Linked DNA regions of Homo sapiens: region 1 is linked to region 2. The links are chromatin loops, found by intact Hi-C in ENCODE. Cell type or tissue: CD14-positive monocyte. All regions are shown on one strand. Region 1 overlaps DYRK1A (dual specificity tyrosine phosphorylation regulated kinase 1A). Region 2 overlaps DYRK1A (dual specificity tyrosine phosphorylation regulated kinase 1A).

Region 1 (8,000 bases), 62 kb after region 2:
AATTCTCCTGCCTCAGCCTCCCCAGTAGCTGGGATTACAGGCATGTACCACCACACCCGGCTGATTTTGTATTTTTAGTAGAGACAGGGTTTCTCCATGTCGGTCAGGGTCGTCTCAAACTCCCAACCTCAGGTGATCAGCCCACCTCGGCCTCCCAAATTGCTGGGATTACAGGTGTGAGAAACCATGCCTGGCCCCCAGGAAATACTTTAACTATAACATACATCTGATGAAGAATGAATTATTTTGTTATTTAAAATAAAAATCTTATAGTACAACTTAAGGTGTTCAAACTCAGTCATAATTAAAGAAATGCAAATCCAAACAACTAGACATCATTATTCACCTATTACATTCACAAAAATCTAAGGTAACAACAGTGTTGGTGAGATTTGAGAAACTATACACTCTCAGACACTGCTGGTGAAAGCATAAACTACTGCTACTTTTCTGGAAGACAATATGGCAACATATATTCAAATATCCATATACCTGGTGAACCAGCCACTTTCCTTATAAATAGACATCCTATGGCCAATACTCACAGAACACAACTATACATGCAAGGAAGTACGCACCAGCATTGTTTAAAAGAGCAAAAATATGAACTTAAATGTCCTTTAATGCAGTCTGACTAAACAGAGGTACAACCATAGAACAGAATACTTTCCGACCATTAAGAACAATAGAGGCTGGGCAGTGTCTCACAGCTGCACTGTGAGAGGACAAGACAGGAGGATCACTGAGGCCAGGAGTTCAAGACCAGCCTAGGCAACATAGCAAGACTATGTCTCAACAAAAAATTTAAAAATTAGCTGGGTGTGGTGGTGTACACCTATAATCTCAGCTACTCAGGAGGCTAAGGTGAGAGGATCGCTTGAACCCAGGAGGTCAAGGCTGCAGTGAACTATGATCATGCCACTGCACTTCAGCCTCAGTGACAGCGAGACTCTGTCCCAAATTTTAAAAAATGGGAGCTCTGTGAGCTGACATGGAAATATTTCTAACATAGGTCAAGTAAAAAAAAATGCGGGGCACGGTGGCTCAAGCCTGTAATCCCAGCACTTTGGGAGGCCGAGGTAAGCGGATCACGAGGTCAGGAGATGGAGACCACCCTGACTAACATGGTGAAACCCCATCTCTACTAAAAATACGAAAAATTAGCCGGGCGTGGTGGCAGGGGCCTGTAGTCCCAGCTACTCGGGAGGCTGAGATAGGAGAATGGCGTAAACCCAGGAGGCGGAGCTTGCAGTGAGCCGAGATTGCGCCACTGCACTCCAGCCTTGGGGAAAGAGCGAGACTCCGTCTCAAAAACTAACTAAATAAATAAAAAGCTTAAGTTGCAAAACTGTGTGTTTAGTATGTCTGATCCCATTTGGTTTGGATTTTAAATACACAGACACTGTGTACATACACACACACACACCTGTCTATGCACTTAAAAATAATGGAATCATACATAGTTTTCTAACACAATACATACTAAAAGTATAATATATATAATTGTGTGTGTATATATACACATGCATACATTTCTGGTAGGAAAAACTGAACAGTTATTATTATGGAACATGAGAAGGGGGAAATGATCTGCTATCATTCCACAGAGCTTGTTTTTTTAAACTATATACTACTTGTGGATCTCTTTAAAAACTAGAATATCCTAGATGATCAGAACCGTACCTTATATGTTTGATAACACTGCTCAAATACGGGCCCTAACAAATAAGACAGTAAGAAAACAGGGACACTCCCTCTAGTCCAGTAGTTAATCAAGCGCAGGGTCCTAGGCAGAATTACCCACAGTGCCATTACCAACACTCTCAGTGATAGGAAGCCATCGAAGCAAGCTAACACTACCAACCTCTGGCCACCAGAGAATACTCACATGAACCTTCCCATGACCATACCACAAGGTGATATTTCTTAAACATACCCTTAAAAAAAAAATTGAGACGAAGTCTCACTCTGTCGCAGTGGCACGATCTCAGCCCACTGCAACGTCCGCTTCCAGGGTTCCAACAATTATCCTGCCTCTGCCTCCCAAGTACCTGGGACTACAGACACTCACTACTGCACCTGGCTAATTTCTGTATCTGTAGTAGAGATGGGGGTTTCACCATTTTAGCCAGGCTGGTCTCGAACTCCTGACCTCGTGATCCACTCGCCTTGGCCTCCCAAAGTGCTGCGATTACAGGCATGAGCCACTGCGCCTGGCCTAAACATACCCTTCATTTTTCTCAGTAAAGGGCACATGGACTGTGTTCTTCCCTCCTTTCCAAAACATTCTTAGTGCAGGCATCATTCTGATTTCTGGACTGACACCTGCACTAAGCAGCTGTTCTCCCCTTTGACCACTCCCAGTGGAACTCCTCCCAGCACTCAGACTCTCTCTTCTCTCTGCCAAGCCATTCTGTCATTCTGTTCTTCATCTCCTCGTCTGCTTGTGGGGCCTGCGGTTTCAGGTTTATATTGGTATAGGAAGAGGGGGGCTTGGCGGGCCAAAAGGCAACTTTTGGGTGCAAAAACAGGCATGCCTGTTCCAATTTAGGGCTATGGGTTTTCAGGCTAGATCTAATAATAATAACTGATACAAATAAAGTGTTAACCTCATAACAGGTAAAGAATATTCCTCCAGGGCTGGGTGTGGTGGCTCACACCTATAATCTCAACACTTCGGGAGGCCAAGGTCAGGAGTTGGAGACCAGTCTGACCAACATAGTGAAATCCCGTCTCTACTAAAAATAACAAAAAATTAGTCGGGTATGTGACAGGCACCTGTAATTCCAGCTACTCGGGAGGCTGAGGCAGGAGAATTGCTGGAACCCGGAAGGCGGAGGTTGCAGTGAGCCGAAATTGTGCCACTGCACTCCAGCCTGGGTGACAAAAGTGAAACTCCATCTCAAAAAAAAAAAAAAAAAAAAAAAGTAATATTCCTCTAGGAATATTCTAATTTTAAAATTTTAAACTAGAGAATTCCAGATTTTATCTTAATCTAATGAAATGAATTCCAACAGTGAAAATTACAAGCAACCTAAAAGGAAAGTAGTAATTTGAGGACAAGAACTACCTTTGTTCCTTCTAATCATGTCAAGTAAGTAGCTGCCTATACATCTATTCTAATGCTGTATATACATTGCCCACAATAGTGCTGATACTAACAAAACCTTACTTAAAACCTTCAGCTTTTCACCTTTAAATATTCACTTAACCTTTAAACATTCACTTGAGTATTTAAATATTCACATTATTTTTCTATAGGGCAAAAAGGACAACTGGGCCAACCATTCACTAGACATAAGCTCCCACATTAAAAGCCACATACTTACTTTAAGATGATAACTATTCCTATAAAATCCCACTGCACTCTGTACACCTTGTCCTTTATTCCCTCTTCTGTAGAAAGAACAAAGAACGAAGAGTCAGGAAAAACAATGCTAGTCCCAGGCCTGCTTATTCTGAGGCACTGATTAGTCACTCAGCTTCTCTGCACCCACTTCCTTCTCTAATATGTGAGAAATGAACTTTATTGGTGTTTCTCAAAATGTTCCTACTGCATCAGGATTACCTGGAGTCCTTAAGAAAACAGATTCCAGCTAGGCCCAGTGGCTCAAGCCTGTAATCCCAGCACTTTGGGAGGCCAAGGCAGGCGGATCACGAGGTCAGGAGATTGAGACCATCCTGGCTAACACAGTGAAACCCCGTCTCTACTAAAAATACAAAAAAATTAGCCAGGCGTGGTGACAGGCGCCTGTGGTCCCAGCTACTTGGGAGGCTGAGGCACAAGAATGGCGTGAACCCAGGAGGCGGAGCTTGCAGTAAACCGAGATCGCACCACTGTACTCCAGCCTGGGCGACAGAGCGAGACTCTGTCTCAAAAAAAAAGAAAGCAGATTCCAGAGCATCACTCTAAACCTACAGAAAGAGAGGCATCTGAGCTTGGAAATCTCTTAACTTTGACAAGTTCTCCAGAAGACTGTTTGGGAACCATTAGTTTTCCCAAGTCTGTACTAGAGCTAATAATATTTCATAGTTTAAGGGAATCTTAGATATTTATATTTCTCTTTTTTCAAATCCACAGGAATTCAAGAGGAACATACTAGATAGTAAATGTACGTTTAAATATCTCTGCTATCATCCTTCTTGCAGTGTTCGGTGACTCAAATCTTTATGACATCCTGACAACATGCGAGTGTTATTGTAGCATTGTTTGCTGAGGGTATGAGCAAGAAGACATTCAGTTGGTCCAGTGGACTATTAACACTAAATGCAAAAGCTCAGATTTCAAATATTGCTTACGTGATACAAGCACAGCAATCAAGAACCATGTTTCTATCAGAAAATAAAGCGTCAGTAAAATAACTGTTATTAGACCCAAAATCCCTTCACTACTAAAAGTATAGCTACATTTTTCTAATCTGACCACTTACTTATATTTTGCATAACGGTCTATTTGAATTCACATACCATAGTTTAAAAAATTAATGATTAAATACAGAAAATAAACTTATTAACTAATGCAATCCATTGTATTTTCAAAGTCTATTTCTGGAAGCTTCTCCCAAAACATTTTGAAGTGTAACAGGCAATGTTTAATCATCCCCCATTCTCCCCTTCTTCAGTAGACCCAAATTTTCAGCCAAATAGTCACCTATCAAAGACCACATATCCCAGACTCCTTTGTATCTAAACATGGCCACATGACTAAGTTATGACCAATAGGGTATGAAGAAAAATCATGTATGCAACTTCCAGGTTTGTCTTTAAAGGGATGGAATGTGCCTTCCCAAAATCCTATTCCTGGACTGTGGATGTAGTGAGAAACTGCCTTGTACTATGAAGAAAATGGTAAGCACAGGAAAGCAACAAGACAGAAGGAACCAAGCTCCCTCACATCGTGGTGCCACCATATCAGCCTTAGATAAGTTATACTGTTGTTTTATGAAGGAAAAATAAATTTCTCGTTTAAGCCACTGTATTTAGTCAGAAACAGGCCCATCTACATTCTAACTGGTACATATAAGAAAGCTTAAATTTATCGTAACTCTTAAATATTAGCTACCAACCAACTCAGCAAAGCTAAAATTCTATACTCTTAAGTCACAATAGAGCTTCCTACTGAATAACCCCATTACTGAGATTATTGCTACTGTGCCATTTTATATTTATATGGCATTTTACACTTCAGCACTTCATTATAGTGTCTCATTTCACATTCTCAAAATCCTGGGCAGGGCAGCCGGTGCTATCTATATCTGGCATACAGGATACTGAAGCGAGGAGAAGCTGTTTTGCCCAAGATGACATGGCTAAGGAGTGGTAGTCAGGAAGGATTCAACATACAGGTTCCGCATTCTATCATTCTATGAATCTAAACCCCCTATGTGCCAGGCACTGGAGTTACAGCCATGATCAAGAAAAACTTCTTCCTGTCCAAATGGACTTTAAAATTTAATGGAGAAATTAAATTTACAATTATATTAAATGAAATTTAATGAACAATTATATATAAGAACATATATGAATAATCATATTTGCAGTAAGGGTTGCAAAGAAAAACAAATGGTCCTGCTTGGCCAAAAAAAAGAATGCATGGCCAAGGAAGACTACCTGGTTTGGGGAAGGCCTCTCTGAAGAAAATATTTATGCTAGGATCACAGAATGAGCATGAATGAAGATGAGGAGAGAAAAAAGGAGGAGAAAGAAATCCATGAAGAAATGTACATGCATTATCTCAATTTTCACAAGATTCCTATGCTAATTACTATCAACCTCATTTTACAGATGAGGGAACTGATGTTTGGTGAAATCACTGTACCTAAAGTCACACAGCCAACAGAACCTGTTGAGACTCAGATCAGCCAGATTCTGGAGCCTCTGTTCATGGTTTCATGGGCAGGGGATCTTTCCACAGTATCATGCTGCCTCAACTGCTGTCTATAACTGGATAGCAAGCAGACAGACAGATGTCACAGTTCAAACCTTTTTTTTTTTTTTTGAGACAGTGCTCCACTCTGTCACCCAGGCTGGAGTGCAGTGACACAATCTCAGCTCACTGCAACCCCCCACCTCCCAGGCTCAACTGATCCTCCCACCTCAGTCTCCTGAGTAGCCTGGACTACAGGTGGCACTAACACACCTGTTTTTTTTTTGTTTTGTTTTGTTTTTTGAGACAGGGTTTCACCATGTTGCCCAGGCTGGTTTCGAACTCCTGGCCTCAAGTGATCCGCCCACCCTGGCCTCCCAAAGTGCTGAGATTACAGGTGTGAGCCACCACGCCAGGCCTCAAGCATCTTTTTACCCAAATACATGGGTGCCAAGATGCAAGCCTTAACCATACATGTCCATAACATTTTACGGACATGCAAAAGCTTTTGTGAAAAACCCAGAAGAGAAAATGCATAGCTCTGGTAGAAGAACCAACTGCCAAGATGTCGAAATGGCTCTATATTATCAAATAATATAGATAATGATAATACGGAAAAGCTTTTTGTGAAAGCTTTTTTAAAAATTAAAAAATCAAATCTTGTCATTGGAAATGTTATACACTCAAGAAAAATTAGGGGGTTATTTAATGAACAGGGATGTTATTTAAAATAGAGTTGATGCTGAAAGCCAGTTTCATTCTATGTTAAGCCAGTTCACTGGGCCCCCCCCAAAAATCAATTAAAACAAACTTTTCTAACATGGGGAGATAAAACAAGAATATTCACTGACAAGAACAAAGACACATTTTAAGCTATTACTCACTATGTATCAGATATGAGCATCTGCCCCAAACCAAAAAAAAATTATGTAACTTGTCAAAACCTAGTTTTAACAGTAATACAAACTTTTAAATATCGCTTTCTAGAAGAGAAGATACATAGCTCTGGTATAAGAACCAATTGCCAAGACACCAAAATGGTTCTACATTAGCAAAACATATATGCCCAAAAGAAACCACACCATTTCACGTGTTCAACGTAGGGTATTATCACCAATAAACAATTCTCACTCGTTTTAGTACTCTGGAAGTAGGATTTCAAAGCAAAAGCTTAACTTTTTAAATACCTAGCTGGCTTACGCAGTGCAATATTTCCAAATCATTTTGTTTCCATATAAAAAAATAATAATCAAACTAAGGCTGCTGGTAGCCAGTATTAACAAATAAGATCTTTCTTCAATTACCCAATATGAACGAACCTTCAATGATTATTTTAGTCACATGAAGTCTACATTTCACTTTCAAACACTCTATGGTAAACTTTACAACTCTAGCTTAAAATTGTAGCACTGACATAAGGCAAGATTTCAAAAAGCTTTCTTCATTTGGGAGCAACTGAGGAGAAATTTTAGGTAATTTAATATAATTTGCTGATTTTTCCAAGTAATTAAACACAAATTTTAACTCTCCAAACTTTTTAATCCAAAGTTGAGCAAGCTTTGGGTCATAAATTACCACCTCTCTAGCCATCAGAAAATTGCCCAACAGTCAAGATAACATCTGGTAAAAAGTCTTTTAAAAGGCAAAACCACCATATATACATAAGGTGCTATTACACTGGTCACACAATTCACTTTCACAGAGCAAACTGTTAGTATCAAGTTTCAGGAAACATTACTAATAGTTTCACGTAATATCTTTACTTCTAAATCGAAAATAGACGAACATATATGGAGGTAAAATCACCAAAACACTCAACAGAAAGTAAAGATTCTTGGTTCAGTTTAAATAACTGCTTATGATTACTACAAAATAAGACTAACACAACTTTGGGGATGAGGAACTAAATTCTTGATAAAGACTTTCTGGAAGTTTTTGGGTTTTGCTGGGTTTAGATAAGTTTTTTCTTGGGGAGGGGTGAAACTGCTTCCTGTGTGTGTACAGGAAACGTGAAAGCCTTCTCAAATATGAGGAAAGCTAATGCCAAAGCAAAGACAAACTGGCACACGCCTAATCACAAATACCAAGAAAGTCACAAGTGAAGCCCACTCTTCTACTAATCTTGTGTTCAGTG
Region 2 (8,000 bases):
ACTTGAACCCAGGGGGCGGAGGTTGCAGTGAACCGAGATCACACCACTGCACTCCAGCCTGGGAAACAGAGTGAAACTCCGTCTCAAAAAAAAAAAAAAAAAAAAAAAGGAGCAAACAAAATCAAAGTCAACGGAATAACAAAAATAAGGATCCAGAGTAGAAATCAACAAAACAGAAAAACAGAAATCAATAAAACCCCAATATCTTTCATGAACATAAGATATAAAAATTCTAAACAAAATTGTAACTATTTGAATCAAACAATCAAAATAAAGACCATCATAACAAAGTGACCTTTATTTCAGCAAACACTATTATCAGTTTAACATTAAGAAATCAATCAGTACAATTCATCAAATTAACTAAAAAATAAAAACCATGTGGTAATCTCGGGAGATGCAGAAAAAACATTTGACAAATCCAACATCCATACTTGACCTAAAACAAACTTTCATTAACTAGAAATAGAAGGTATCTTTCCCAATCTGATAAAGCAGCGGTCCCCCAAACTTTTTGGCACCAGGGACTGGTTTCATGGAGGACAGTTTTTCCATGGGGGGAGATATGGTTTCAGAATGAAAAACTGTTCTACCTCAGATCATCAGGCATTAGACTCTCATAAGAAGCACGCAACCTGGATCCCTTGCATGTGCATGTCTATGCGAGTCTAATGCTTCAGGTGACGTGAAAAGAGGCAGAGCTCAGGTGGTAGTGCTCGGCACCTCCTGCTGTGCGGCCCAGTTCCTAACAGGCCTCAGACAGTACCAGGGGTTGGGGACCCTTGTGATAAAGGACACTGACAAAAAAACTCTACAGCTAACATACTGTTTGATCCTCTAACATAAAGAACAAAACAGAATGTCCTCTTTCACTACTTCTATTCAACATTGTAGTCTATGTTCCATATATATTCCACATTCCATAGAGGTTGGAGCCAATGTAGAACGGCAAGAAAAAGAAATACATACAAGGTAACCAAACTGGAAAGCAGAAAAATTGTCTCTCATCATAGGAAATGTGATTATCTAGATAGAAAATGTGATGGAACCTACCAAAAAGCTGCATTATTAAGTGATTTTAGCAAGGTCACAGAATACAAGGATATATTTATATCAATTGTATTTCTATGTGCTAGTACTGTAACTATATATCAGAAACTGAAATTTAAAAGCCATTTAAAATAGTGACAAAAATATGAAATACTTAGGCATAAACCTGACAAAATACATGAAAAAACTGCATACTGAAAATTAGAAAAATGAGAGAAAGGGCTAAATAGATATATGTGCACGGGTCCAAAAATCAATACAGTTAAAGTATCAATTCTTCTGAAATTATCTATATATTCAACACAACCCCAATCAACATCCTAGCAAACTTTATTGAAGAAATTAGCGAACTGATTTGAAAATTCATATGAAAATGCAAAAGACCTAGAGTAGTTATAAAAACTTTGAATAAGAGGAAAGTTGTAGAATTAAGACTACCTGATTGCATTAATTATTATTAAGGCCACAGAAGGTCAACACAATATGGTATTGGTATCAGGACAAATAGATTAATGGAACAGAATGGAAAATCCACAAACAGACCCACACATATATGGAAGACTGATTTTTGACAAAGGTGCAAAGGCAATTCAGTGGAGAAAGGACAGTCCTTTTGACAAATGGTTCTACAATAAATGAATATCCATTTGCAAAAAAAAGTGATCTTTGATCTATACTTTGCAGCACACTATTAACAAACATTAACTCCAAATGGACCACAGACTTAAATATAAAACCTAAAACTGTAAAATCTAGTGGGGAAAAAAACAACAACAAACATAGGCAAAAACGTTTTTGATCATGGGACAATTATGCAAAAACTTTCCAAAAGCAGCTTTCATAAAAGAACAAATGAATAAATTAGGCTTCATAAAAATTGAAAACATCAGATCTTCAAGACACTTTTAAAGAGAATAAAAAGACAAGCCATGGACTAGGAGAAAAGCTTAGCAAATCATGTATTTGATAAAGGATTTGTATCAAATGTATAAGAAACTCTAAAAGCTCAATAACCGAAAAAAGAATGACAAAAGATTTGAACAAACACTTCACCAAACACGACATACAGGGGGCAAAAAAGTACATACAAAGATGCTCAACAACATTAATCACAGAGAAACACAATGAGATATCACTACCCAAGTATTAGAATGGCTAAAATTAAAAAGGCTGACCACCAAATATGGCAAAATGTGAAGCAACTGAAACTCTCCTGAACTGCTGGTGAAAATGTAAAACGGTACAACTACTTTGTAAAACCATTTAGCAGTTTCTTTAAAAGTTAGGCATATACCCACCACATGATTGAGTCACTCCAATGTTAGGAAATAAAGAGAAATAAAAACATATGTCCATACAAAAAGTTGTACAACAATATTCATAGCATCTTTATTTGTAATAGACAAAAACTGGAAACAACCCAAATGTGCTTCAACAGGTAAGTGGATAAACCAAAGTATATACACACAATGAAATACTACTCAGCAATAAAAACAGTGAACTACTGATAGGTATCACAACACATATGACTCTCAAAAGAACTAAAACCAGGCAAAAAGAACACATATAATCCTGTTTATATAAAATTCTGGAACAAGTGAAGTAATAAATCTTCATTATCTGACTTGTGGTAAAAGTTTCACAAGTAATACTTGTCAAAATCCATCAAATTGTATACTTTCAATTATGTGAAGTTTACTGTAGGCCAATTATAACACAATAAAGCTGTTTTAAAAACTTTTAACCCATTCAAAACCTGACTCTAAGTACAATCAATCCCTTCCCTCCACTCCACAAAAAAATCTGCTTCTCCTACAACATATCTCGTTTTAGATGATGGCAACTCAAAAACCCCTTGAAATTACTCAATACCACATTTTCATATTTTAAAAATCAAAGAAATGTCTATTTTGAAACTTGCAAACATTCATGGAGGGCATGTGTTTTTAAAAAACACATTGTGAACCACTGCTGTAAAAAATTCAAAAATCCCCCACTTTTTACAAGAAAAACTTCAAAGTCTATACTATCCACCACTTAGGGCCCTCAACAACATAGTCTCCTCTACCATCTACCTTAGTAAATGCAATTTTCGAACAGGCCCCCATCTTCAACTGGTATAGCATCTTCCACACCCTGTAGCCTTCAAACATCACCTGTTAAAATACTGCCCATTCCTCAAGACCATATGAAATACCATTTTCGCCAAGAATCTTTTCCTAGTCCCAATCCAAAAATTTCTCCCTCTTCTGAATTTCCACCTCTCTTACAGCATGGATACTCCATACTCCACCATGTCATATAGTTATGTAAAGACATATCCACCTCTGTTAAATTATAAATTCTGTATCTAGGTCCCCTCTGACTGGTTGAATAAAGCATTTCTGTAAATTTATTTTAGAATACATGTTCAGTATATATGCCTGGGGACGTGTGATTAAGAATCAAATGTTATGGTTTAATGTTGGTTTTCATTCTTTACTAGTCTGTAAGATTGTCCAGTTAGCTTGTCTAATTTTACTATGCTCTTAAATAAAGGCCAGAACAATTAAAGGGATACACTTTACAGAAAATTTAATACAAACATCTAAATTCACATGAATTATTTTTGGCATCCGTGTTTCAATGCTTTAGGGCCAATGGGAGGGACAAAAGAAGGCAAAAGAGTCCTATGCTTTAACCATCAGACACAAAAAGTGGACAGCCCTGCTTCCAACAAAACCAAGTGACAAAAAGCCAGAAATGGTGCTAGCTGGAACAGTAAGACACCAGGTCTTATTTCAAGGGAATGACACAAGCCTGCCTGGAAGCTGGGGCACTGACACACCTAAGGCCCCGGAGTCCTTGATCACTGTGACCACTTACATTTGACAACTGAATACCAGAAACATTACTTTTGCTCACCTATTCCTCACCCTAAAATGCTCTTTCTTCTTATTACTCTCTAGCTGTTTGAAACCTAAGTGATATTTAAAACCTTAACACAAATTCTATGGGCTTCCTCTTTAACCCTTTCCCAGACTCTCAATCCATTTCCCATGTCCCTATCATAAAAAGGCCTAGAATTTTTTCCCCTATACCCTTCCAGATAAATCCTTACAGCACTTTTCCATATGGTCATCTTGAATTTTTAATCTAACGTCACATGTATTTATTCTTCACCTCATGTTCCTTAAACAAAGAACTGATTTTTTTTTCTGCAGAACCTACCATCTGACAGTACCAATAAAGACTTCACATACACCAACATAACGGTACAAGCAACAGTTAAAACATCTGACTTCAATTAGAAAAGTAATAGCAGGAGGTAGTGAATAACAACCTGATCTTCAAATTCAACAGAAGAAGAACAGGGAATTCAAGTTTATGCTCTTATTTGCTAGACTACACAGGCAGTACAAGATAAATTCTGCCCAAAAGCTTGCAACATTTTATTAAATACAAACGTGTATCTTTATAAAAGGTCAAAGTCATAAGAAAAATCAAGCATGCTACTTACTACAAGGGTACTGTTTCTGATCTGAAAAAAATGATCAGTTTCACAGTTTTAGGAAACCTGTGCATAGTGCTGCTACCTGAGTTATATTTTAAGAGACAAAGCTAAAGTATTTTCCTTTTGTGTTATGAAGTATTTAAGATTTCATACAACTTAATTTCTAAAATGTAATACACATATTTTGGTTACAGTTATTTAACAGAGCAATTAAAGCCTTATTTCCACTTCTGTTCTAAAATCCGCCTGCCCGCAGTGAGTGGGAACTGCTGCAGATCATTAAACGCTCATTTATCAATGTCTCTCACCAGGCAACACAATGCAGCAGAACAGCACACAGAAACCATCCCTGAACCCCAGCAACAGCGGCTAATTAGCATAGCCTACCACTAAACCGACACCATATGATTGGAACTGTTAGTCAGGATGCTAGCCAATCAAACTAGGTTATGCAAATAGCCTATTTTAGTTGCCAGGGCAAAGCTACTTCCAATTGTCCAATAGGAAAACAAGCAATAAACAAGAAATGAAATTGAGCTTTGTCACATTTTCAACTTGCTGTTAACACTTTCACGTTTAGAACAAAATTAACACCAACTATAAAAGACTAGAAACATATTCTACTTTACTCCAAAGGCGATCCCATGGAATAACATGCAGAACACAGTTAAAGTAGTGCATTTGTTGTAATTTTAACTTTTTACTATATAGACATGTGAGTTTTTCTAACAGATGCTGCCATCAACATTTCAACTTTTTTCCCCACCTACTCAAAAGCATTATGTAAATGTCTTTCTATACATTAAAATAGATTCTCAAACATTACATTTTAGAGAAATCACACAAAGCATGTTTATTCTATAATGGAAAGACTAAAGAGGTGGGCATAACAGAAAGCGTGGCTCACTGAAGTCTCAAGTATTCCCAGGTGGAGGAAAACTAACATTTGGTTTATTACGACAAACTTTAATATATAGCTTCAAAAATAATTTTAAAATAAAACCCAATTAAGTATTAACCTATAGAGCTTAAAATATGAAGACTGAGACCAAGTAAATAATACTCATATCTGGGAACCAAGTTCAGTTAAGATGTAACTGTAAATAAAAGACATTACATTCATATGCAAAATGTCTAATAATGAATAAAACATTAAAAACTTCAACTGTGTCAGTACATACTAACAGCTACAAAGATAGTTTTAAAGAACATCAGTGTTCTGACAATTCTGAGTGGTTGAGAGTTTCTTTAATCTCACATATTCAGAGAAATGCTTTGAAACATGTCAAGGAGACACAGTTCCCATTTGTGCCTTATAAAAGATACAATTTTATTTTAAAATAGATCAACTTGTCCCACCTAGCCTAGCAATTATCTCCTCCTAAATAGAGTACAGATTCATTCCACATCATGAAAAATTTCATGATTTTTAGATATTTTTCCATAGAGTGTCTATAAACGTCTCCAGAAAGACGTCTAGCATTTGTAAAGTATATTTCATTAAGACAGAGTAGATTTCAAGCATCAGATTCCAAGAGAAGAGCATGCTGGTCCTATCCCTAACACTACAATTTCTCTTCTCCTGAAGCCACTTTTCCACCATCTCTAAGCACCCATCACCCACACCTGTCCCTTAATTTCTTCCCATGTTCTCTCTACTCAGGAATTCTGGAACCCGTTAAAGTCCAATGAAACCAAGACTGGAAAAGTCAGGTTCTAAAAGTCAGAAAAAGGATCAATAACTCTAAAACTAGAAGGAAACTTAAAAATAATCTAATATTAACCCCCCCATCCTAGAAACAAAGAAACTATATTTTTAGAAACATAATGCGTAAGATCCCACAGATAAAAAGCAAAGCTCTCGCAGAATCCATGAATAATCAATATTTTAGTCACACATCAATGTCTCTTGGTTTCTTGTCCATATGAAAATTTGTTTAAATGTAAGCTTTCATGAGATTAGCTCAGGATCATTCACGATACTATCATCTACACACTACGAGTCAAGGCTTAAGACAGGTTTGAAAATCACTGTCGAAACCAAAGTATTTAATCCATTCCCTGAAAGACTCAATCTCAGCCCTTTAAACTTCACAACTTTTGGTACATTTTTGAACTACTTGGAACCTGCATTAGCCTCCTTTAATTCCGAAGGATAAAGGTAAGAGAGAAATAAAAGGGAAAGATTTTAAAGCCAATTTCATTCATACTCTTACTCATGAATCTTTAATATTTTGGTTTGTTCTCCCAGGTTCTTATTCCCTCCATATAGATAAAGCAATCCTAACTCAGCCTGGGCATTTTCCATGTCAAGGGACTGTTTCCTGGTCCACCTCTTAAACATTTTTTGTATCACAAAACTTTCCCCTTCTTGAAAGGGACAAATATTAAAAACTTGGCACTCCTACTTTCCTTTGGGGACTAGAGACATAAGGAAACATCATCTGCCTAGTGACAGATGCTCTGGGATAATCCTCAATTTAAATGTTTAGCTTAGCATCAGTTCTTTTTAAAGTTACTTAAATTATGGAGTTTAGGAAAGTACCAAAAAGTACTACTTTTAGAATCAGAAATTAAACATTAAACATGTTTTAAAATAGTTAACTTACTAAACTAAAATCTTCATTACATATATATATATATATATATATTTAGAATTCCTAGTAAAGAAAGTAAGTTTTCTAAGTATACAATTAATCATTAACTTTTTTTTTTTTTTTTAGATGGAGTTTTGCTCTTTTGCCCAGGCTGGAGTGCAATGGCGCGATCTCGGCTCACTGCAACTTCCGCCTCCTGGGTTCAAGCTATTCTCCTGCCTCAGCCTCCTGAGTAGCTGGGATTACAAGCTTGCACCACCACACCAGACTAAAACATACAATATACTGATTACATTTTCTCCCCTATAAGAAATATTTTTAGAATAACTGTTAACTTTTTTTTATCTGCAGTTAATGATGCTTGAGACACGGAAACAGCCTCTATCCTCTCAATGTGTAATAGCCATTATTATGCCCAGTAATGTATTAGCCAAGATCATCTCAAATGACAAATCATACCATACTAACAATTTTATATTTTAGGTAGAAATAGAACACAGCTTTATAGTTTTGAAAAATATCAAGTGGATAAAATTTTTCAATTTGAAGCCATCTTATTTGGAAAAATATTCAAAAGTCTGGCATGACTACCTTGGTCAAGTTTTTAATACCTCATTCTCTAAAGTGAGGCTGCCACCACAGTTTTGCTGGACATCTTTCATAAAAACGTTAAGCCAAGTAGATATTTCTATTCTCTAACCTAAGGGCAATCCTGCTTCTTTTTTGTCCCCTACTTCTCATTAAGACTGTTTATAAAGCTAGAAGATAAACTGGTATTTAAATCTGGATTACAGACATAAATTTTTAACTACTGGACTATTGGACTATTCTTTACTCTTCTGAATCAACTAACTCACATT

The links. Peaks named below come from ENCODE experiments on the same cell type or tissue, not always from the same donor. Only the 100,000 strongest peaks of a DNase experiment are listed, where the experiment ranks them.
Region 1: it touches region 2 in a loop (2.4-fold over the local background); 32 of 110 quality-filtered maps call a loop at or near these places.

Annotation. Positions count from the first base shown.
Region 1 is chr21:37,370,447-37,378,446 of GRCh38, reverse strand. The region is part of intron 1 of DYRK1A (dual specificity tyrosine phosphorylation regulated kinase 1A); the gene reads right to left. Among named protein-coding and RNA genes, the nearest start is that of DYRK1A, 7.7 kb to the right of the region's middle. In CD14-positive monocyte, no CTCF peak of the experiment used is centred here; DNase peaks (open chromatin) are centred at 3,476 and 7,886; H3K4me3 peaks cover 917 bases; H3K27ac peaks cover 6,022 bases.
Region 2 is chr21:37,432,239-37,440,238 of GRCh38, reverse strand. All of the region lies in intron 2 of DYRK1A (dual specificity tyrosine phosphorylation regulated kinase 1A), which reads right to left. Among named protein-coding and RNA genes, the nearest start is that of DYRK1A, 69 kb to the right of the region's middle. RefSeq lists enhancers at 4,580-5,208, 3,884-6,165. In CD14-positive monocyte, no CTCF peak of the experiment used is centred here; a DNase peak (open chromatin) is centred at 4,958; H3K4me3 peaks cover 1,208 bases; H3K27ac peaks cover 5,178 bases.